2 separate regions of the Homo sapiens genome follow, and region 2 is linked to region 1. The links are chromatin contacts, found by Hi-C or POLR2A ChIA-PET in ENCODE. All regions are on one chromosome and are shown on one strand. Each heading gives the region's core, a stretch centred on a gene start or an enhancer-like site at or near the end of the contact. The rest is flanking DNA. Distances are from core to core; before and after follow the strand shown.

What was found. A loop is a pair of places that touch in the nucleus more often than their neighbours do. ChIA-PET counts read pairs that join two places held with the same protein, here RNA polymerase II (POLR2A). Pooled maps may share reads with other maps.
Region 2: a loop to region 1 is called in a pooled map, with 5 times the contacts of the local background. The contact joins two enhancer-like sites. A Hi-C loop is called at or near these places in 2 of 37 single-sample maps with no recorded cell type and 3 of 50 pooled maps. POLR2A ChIA-PET finds 5 or more read pairs at or near these places in 1 of 52 experiments (activated T-cell).

Annotation. Positions count from the first base shown.
Region 1 is chr21:34,971,799-34,975,685 of GRCh38, reverse strand. All of the region lies in intron 2 of RUNX1 (RUNX family transcription factor 1), which reads left to right. Among named protein-coding and RNA genes, the nearest start is that of RUNX1-IT1, 66 kb to the left of the region's middle. RefSeq lists enhancers at 1,107-1,196, 1,327-1,376 and a silencer at 1,220-1,514. Within about 2 kb of position 1,310, at least 2 of the 41 ENCODE cell types and tissues checked have a DNase peak (open chromatin) inside an H3K27ac peak, as active enhancers do.
Region 2 is chr21:36,296,370-36,300,492 of GRCh38, reverse strand. No RefSeq gene overlaps it. Among named protein-coding and RNA genes, the nearest start is that of MORC3, 22 kb to the left of the region's middle. Within about 2 kb of position 2,157, at least 20 of the 41 ENCODE cell types and tissues checked have a DNase peak (open chromatin) inside an H3K27ac peak, as active enhancers do.

The DNA of each region.
Region 1 (3,887 bases), core at 61-2,560:
TCTTCTAAACCCACACAGCTCACCATTTGGACAACTTTTAGGAAGTTTAGCACTTTCCACCACACACTATTGTTTTAAGTACAGTCACCCCCCAGTATCCATGGGGGTATTGGTTTCAGGACCCCTCTGGAATAACAACATCTTCAGATGCTCAAGTCTCTTTTCTAAAATGGTGTAGTATTTGCATATAACATGTGCACATCCTCCTGTATACTTTAAATCAACCCTAGATTACTTATAATACCTAACATAATGTAAATGCTATGCAAATAGTTGTTATACTGTATTGTTTAGGGAAGAATGACAGGAAAAAAGTCTGCGCATGTTCAATACAGACAACCATCCATATATACAGATCTATACGTAGAGAGATCCACAGTTGGTTAAATCCATAGAAGCAGAGCAGAGCTTCTTTATGAAGCCAAATATGTATCTTCATAATATCCCGGAGGGCAGAACTTCGGTCTGATTTGTAGGTATTGAGGTCTAATGAAAATAGCTAGGGAAAAGATCCAGGGGGAAGTCTTTTCCTCCACCACTTACTAGCTGGCTCTGCCTAGTATTACACTTGCTTGCCTTCTCTTTTAGCATATGGGCAATTTATCCAATCACTCTGAGCCTAGTTTCCACATCTAGCTGGCTCTGCCTAGTATTACACTTGCTTGCCTTCTCTTTTAGCATATGGGCAATTTATCCAATCACTCTGAGCCTAGTTTCCACATCTATAAAATACGGTGAGAACTTAATAAGTTAAAATTTCTAGCACATAGTAGATATTTAAAACATATTAAATAAATTCATGCCATTATAACGTCACAGTCTGTTACTTAAAATGTTTTCCTCAAAAGTCTCAATGGCTGACTCACAAAAACAGATTTGTTAATGGATCTGTTAAAATAAACAAGAGCAAAATAGCCTTTGCTATTTTTGTATAGTGTTAATCATTCTGTTCCTTAAAGAAAAGTCCCAGGGAACTACTTAGTGTGGGGAAGGCCGTTTCTAGAAGGAGTGCCGGCAGAGAGCAGGAGCAGGAGTTGGCATCACAAAGCTGGTGCTGTCTTCATCTACACCACATTTCATGTCAACTTCATTTTATTCATTTTGTGCCCCTCATCTGAACCCTCAGTTTCAGGTTTGGGAAACAGAACCAAATGGAACATGAAATGTAAAACAAGGTCCAGCCAAACACAGTGAGCTCTCTCCGGCTTCAAGTCAAAACTTGGCTGAACCACAAAGCTTCACCTGGTTTTGAGTAAAAACCACACTGAACCACCTTTTTTTTTTTTTCACGGTTTCGGTTTGCAAATGGGGTTTCATGCAAAGCTTGCCCTCGTTTCCGTAGAGTTCCCTGGCAGAGGACAGGCAAGTCTTCAGCTAATATGGACTCTGCCCCATGAGCACCCCTGGCCAGCCTGTGTGGAGGTGACTGGTGGTTACTTATTGTTCGGATCTCAGAAGGCCTGGGTGTTGAGTAGTCTTGCTCGTGTGATGATTAAGATGACAGAAAACTATCAGGCATATCAAGAAGAAGTACAATCAGTTAGTTTCTCTCTTTGCACTTGGCTTTTACGAAAACAGAGAAGAAAATTTTTGAAAAGCCATGAATTTATGAAGGGGTGGGAGGAGCATAGCCTAAAGCTCCATCTACGTGTGGAGGCAAAGAGATCTGAAACAATTCTTTGGATAATCCAGGCCAAAATTCCGATTCATCAGAAATATTGAGATAATAAAGGCAAAGTGGGCTAGAAGAGTGCACTTGTGGAAGTATGAAAACAAGCTCAATTTTCCCCTCAATGTGTAAATGTAGATAAAGCCATCATATCAGCGATGCATTTCTCCCTGGAGACTTGTAGTGGATTTGGTGTCATTCATGTGCTATGCTGGCAATAGTAGAAAGGATTAAAATGTTCCTTAGAAGCTAACAGTGTCAGATGAGCCATTTGCCCTGGGTGGTGATGACATTTGGGAATAAGGTTTAATATAAAGTGTCTCCAAACTGAGTTTTCTATGACATGGAGGGAGGTTTGTGTTGTTCTCTTGGTAAATTAAACTAGTACTTGGGATTTACAAGCAGATTTATAGGAGGATTGTAATGATGAATGCATGAAGAATGGATTGGATCAGTGATAAAACATTTATTATATCAATACATGCAAAGTTTGGAAAACTGTAAGAGAAAATAAATGGCCTCTTAAAAATCACTTATATATGTATAGTATCATAAAATTCACATACAAAAATTTCCCACACATGATGACACTGGATTAGTCCTGGAAAGATTATGTGACTTGTCCAATCCAGGTCAGGAAGCCAGTACGTTGCAGGGATTTGAGCTTCCCTCGTTCTTCTCCATTCACAGACAAAAATTTGTCCTTGGCATGATAACTATGTAGCAAGGGAGACAATCAAATACACCAACCACTACAATATAACATCACAGGCACCAAAGTGGGACTATCTTTTAGAGATGTGAGGGGCCTGAATAAAAGATTCCTACATCTGCCTCCTCCCTTTGTCCATATAAGCATGCAGGACTGAAAACTATGAGATAGTCTCTAAGAGACAGATGGAGGGAGAAAGAGCCTTACTGCCTATCTCTAGTGAGCTGGGGAATCCATTCAAGTGATTAGTTTGGGATATATTGGTTTTGAGGATTCCATGAAGTACACAACAAGAGCTCTCAAGGTTCTCCAGAAATGTCAGTCTAGAATTCCAAGGAAATAGTTCTGGGCTGGAGACATGAATTTGGGAGTCACTAATGTAAAAATAATAGATTAATGATCTCACCCAGAGCAAGATGTTGAGGGAGAAAAGTCAAAGGGAGCATCAGGCTCTCTCCAACCCGTGGGTCCAGTTGCATGCAACTGGACAATGGGATTATTATAAAAGAAGATGCCTGCCAAATGATGCCTGCTGTATGGAAGGCTGCACACCACCAATCTCATTCTTTGTAGAGTTAATCAATGCAAAGTCCCAAACCACTTGGTCATTTAAGTAGAAAGTCTTGTCTCTCTAAACCTAACATTTCAACACCTTGCTTATACAGAAGATCAATCAAGAGAAATGTTTTATTTTATGATAAGATTCACAACAGAATTCTATCAAATAGCAAATGTCTTTAGTGATGGTAACATATGATTCATTTGACAAAGCACAAAGCAAAAATTGCATTTATCCATACTTTTTAGGAACAGGAGTTTGCTTTTGGTTATTTTCATTTGTTTGCTGTATAGGGCAATGTATATTGTACATTTCTTTGAGTAGATAATGAGCAAGTGGACACATGAGGCCAGAGATATAAATAATTTTTACTTCCAGAGGTTATTTGTCATGGAACCTAGTAAAACTTCTATTTATTTAATTACCATAGAATTGGAAAATGTTTTGCCATAGAATATTGATATGAAGGCAGAAACCAAATGGACATTTCCCTAGATGAAAAGTATGAATTCAAGGCCCCCAGTGGTCAATGTTGGGCTCCTTAGTTCAATATTTTAGGAGTCATCTGAAAGTCAGAGCAGGACAGGCAGTGAAATTTCCAGTTTTTCTGGTAAAAATGAGCTTATCCAGGTGCCATATAAATGGAATGAACTACAGAAAGATTTGGGTAGTGGATATAAAAATGCCATGTAAACTTGAAAGTTGGCCTGTTAATGTGTTCAGGAGAAAGTGTTCTAAACTATATTTTTAAAATTATGGTCTCTAAGAGATCAGTTATAACCCTGCAAAGGGTCATTAAAATCATGCCTGAGATCATTCCTCAGTGAAGACATCAGTGCAATCCACTGCTTCATCAGGGTAGGCCACAGAAATCCTTTATTAGGCACTGGTGAACCACACAACATGTTGTTATGCTTGTTCTGTAAAATATGTGGTGCTTGAGGTTT
Region 2 (4,123 bases), core at 908-3,407, 1.3 Mb before region 1:
CAGGAGAATTGTTGAACCCAGAGGCAGAGGTTGCAGTGAGCCAAGATTGAGCCACTGCACTCCAACCTGGGCAACAGAGCCAGACTCCATCTCAAAAATAAAATAAAATAAAATAAAAATAAAAAACATTAGCTGGGCATGGTGGCACACACCTGTGGTCCCAGTTACACAGGAGGCTGAACCTGGGAGGTCGAGGCTGCAGTGGGCCATGATCACGCCACTGCACTTCAGCCTGGGCAACAAAGCCAAAGTGAGACCTTGTCTCAAAAGAAAAAAAAAAAAAGAGAGAGCCAGTCGTGGCGGCTCACGCCTGTAATCCCAGCACTTTGAGAGGCCGAGGTGGGTACATCACTTGAGTCAGGAGTTTGAGATCAGCCTGGGCAACATGGTGAAACCCCATCTCTGCTGAAAATACAAAATTTAGCCGGGCGTGCTGGTGTATGCCTGTAGTCCCAGCTACTCAGGAGGCTGAGGCACAAGAATCACTGGAATCCGGGAGATGGAGATCGCAGTGAGCCAAGATCGTGCCACTGCACTCCAGCCTGGGCAACACAGCGAGACCCTGTCTCAAAAAAAAAAAAAAAAAAAAAAGCATACCAGGAAGAACATCCTCCTGAGCAAAAGGTGGGTGATCAGTGAAATAGCATCTGCCTCGGGGAGATGATTATTAAGATGATGAAAGGTCCAAGTTTGGGGCAGAAAACCCACTGTTCTCTGAGCCCCCACCTGTCTAGTCCTACAAATTAATTGATTAAACATTTGGTTTAGTACCTTCCCCTCTTCCTTCTAGCACCGCCTTGGGCAGATACATCAACCTTCATGTTCGTTTAGTCACGTACCGGGCACCTATATATGCCAGACACCGCTAGGAACCGAAGATATGGACCCTGTTTGTTTCATAAAACAGCTCCTACCTCTCAGCCAGCAATGGGCAACTATGTTAATCATAGGGCCACCCTATGGCAGAGTCCCTCCCTGTACCTGAGGAAGTACAGAAAGAGAGCAAGAAGCTCCTCAAAACCAGAACTCAGCCTGGTTCCCACATATTTGTTAAATAAACCAAAAAATGACTTAACTAGGACTCTGCCAGGTGGAGGAGGAGGATAAAATAATATCAAGCAGATGGAATGGCATATGTTATGAAATGCAAGAGATGATAACGCTGAGTGGTTGGAGGAGGCAGAAGAGATGGATAAGTGGCCGCCAGGAAGGAGGCTAGAAAGAAAGGGCCATCTGTTCCTAAAAGTCATTATTATAACATCAGTTTAGGGTAAAATGTCAAGTGACTTCCATTTCTATAGCCAAAACATTGAAGGGCAAGCTTCTGCTTAATTTGCTACCTCTCATCTGCTTCTAAACACCTCTGAGGATGGGACAGGTGCTTGCTCATCAGAGAAGGGGGAGCCCCGGCTCTCTCCAGCTGCAGAACAATCACACTTGTCTCCCCAGCCCCCACTTTCAGCCCATAGTGTTTTGTTTTTAAATTTTTTCACTGTGGTAAAATATACATAAAATTTTACTATTTACTATTGTAACTTTTTTTTTTTTTTGAGATGGAGTCTTGCTCTGTTGCCCAGGCTGGAGTGCAGTGGTGCAATCTCGGCTCACTGCAACCTCCGCCTCCCAGGTTCAAGCAATTCTCCCGCCTCAGCCTCCTGAATAGCTGGGATTTTAGGCACCCACCACCACGCCTGGCTAATTTTAGTTGCGACGGGGTTTCGCCATATTGGCCAGGCTGGTCTGGAACTCCTGACCTTGTGATCCTCCTGCCTCAGCCTCCCAAAATGCTAGGATTACAGGCGTGAGCCACCATGCCCGGCCGACAGCTGCATTCTTTTACCTCAGAGCATTTAAGACCAAATAGCACAGAAGACTGTCTGCTCCCCAAGACAGTTGTTCAAAACTTTACAGTCTTCATCAATGATCTCCATGATTCCAGCTACTTCTACTGATTTTCAACTGAGCATTGTGTGCAAATACTGGAAAGTAAGGCTTGCTCTCCTTTAAAACACACTTCATCACGCCTTGTAAGCGGGGAACCTCCTCTCTGTGTATGATCTCCCATCTCCTCTGCTGTGGCCCTGGCAGGAGCTGGTTTAGCAGGAAGTCATAACTGGGTGGGGCAGTCTCAGAAACTGTCTCTTCTGCACATGACTAGACAGCCCCGGCTATCTGGTTCCTGTTTAACTTTCTCAGCACTGTGGTTGACAACATAGAGCGCTGGTGAGAGACCTAGGTTTCGATTCTTCACCCTGCTTCTCTGAGCCTCAGTTCTGCTGGCTTTGTAGAATGGGCTAAGGGTCCTTACTTTCTGAGGGGTGGTAAGAAAATCACGCACATGAAGTCCTGAGCACCACCCTGGCTGCTGCGGTAGGGCTCATTTCTTGCCCACATACACAGGGGCTACACCCACACCGGCACTCCCTGAAGATCCGTGTGTTCAACTCTCTGCTCTGTGAGAATTCCCAGTCTGTTCTCATTGTTTGCCACAGCCACCCTTGGCAAACACCAGCCCTTCCAAAACACTGCCTGCCCTTGGTGTAGCGACCCTTTGGTCCTAGGGCCACATATGGCCTACTTCTGGGACAAACTGAGTTATAGCAGTTGTCTCCAAAGAGGGTGCAGAAGCTCATTGTTGGGGGCTAAGAAAAAAATATCAGGCCATCTGTGGTGGCTCACACCTGTAACCTCAGCAATTTGGGATGCCAAGGCAGGAGGATCGCCTGAGCCCAGGAGACTGACCTGGACAACATAGTGAGACTCCTGTGATATGGGTTGGCTCTGTGTCCCCATCCAAATCTCATATAGAATTGTAATCCCCACGTGTTGCTGGTGGGAGGTGATTGAATCATGGGGGCGGTTTTCCCCATGCTGTTCTCATGATGGTGAGTTCTCATGAGATCTCATGGTTTAAAGTGTGTGACAATTCCCCCCTTCACTCTGTCTCCTGCCACCATGTAAGATGTGCCTTGCTTCCCCTTTGCCTTCTGCCATAATTGTAAGTTTCCTGTGGCTTCCCCAGCCATGGAGAACTGTGAGTCGATTAAACCTTTTCTTTATAAATTACCCATGCTCAGGTAGTTCTTTATCGCAGTGTGAAAATGGACTAATACACCCCACCTCTACAAACAATCAAAAAGTTGGCTGGGCATGGTAGTGTGCACCCGTAGCCCCAGCTACTCAGGAGGCTGAGGCAGGAGGATTGCTTTGAGCCCAGGAGTTCGAGGCTGCAGTGAGCTATGATCATGCCAGTCCACTCCAGCCCGGGCAACACAGCAAGACTCTAACTCTAAAATCTAAAAAGAACAAACTGGTAATTTTGTTTGACCTCATTTTTTTTTTCTTTTTTTGGAGATAGAGCCTCACTCTGTCACCCAGGCTGGAGTGCAGTGGGGTGATCACGGCTCAGTGCAATCTCTGCCTTCGGGGCTCAGTCAATCCACCTGCCTTAGCTTCCCAAGTGGCTGAGACTACAGGCTTGCACCACCACACCTGGCTAATTTTTTTGGTATTTTTATAGAGACAGGGTTTCGCCATGTTGCCCAGGCTGGTCTCAAACTCTTGGACTCCAGTAATCCTCCTGCCCTGGCCTCCCAAAGCTAGAATTACAGGCATGAGCCACCACGACTGGCCTGTCCTCATACTTTATTTATTTATTTTTTTTTGAGATGGAATCTTGCCCTGTTGCCAGGCAGGAGTGCAGTGGTGTGATCTCTGCTCACTGCAACCTCCATCTCCCGGGTTCAAGTGATTCTCCTGCCTCAGCCTTCTGAGTAGCTGGGACTACAGGCACGTGCCACCACGCCCAGATAATTCTTGTTTTTTTAGTGGGGACGAGGTTTCACCATGTTGGCCAGGATGGTCTCCATAGCTTGACCTCGTGATCTGCCCGCCTTGGCCTCCCAAAGTGCTGGGAATACAGGCATGAGCCACCACGCCCGGCCCCAGTCCTCATACTTTTAAAATCCCCATCCTCTGTTTTATAAAATACACATGTTGGAACCCAAGTAAATTAATGTAACACACAGCTTATAGATATTGGGGCTGGAGAGATACTTAATTTTTACTGCTGGGTGTATGATCAAAACTGCTTAGAGATCACAGAAGTGGCAGAGCTGGTTAG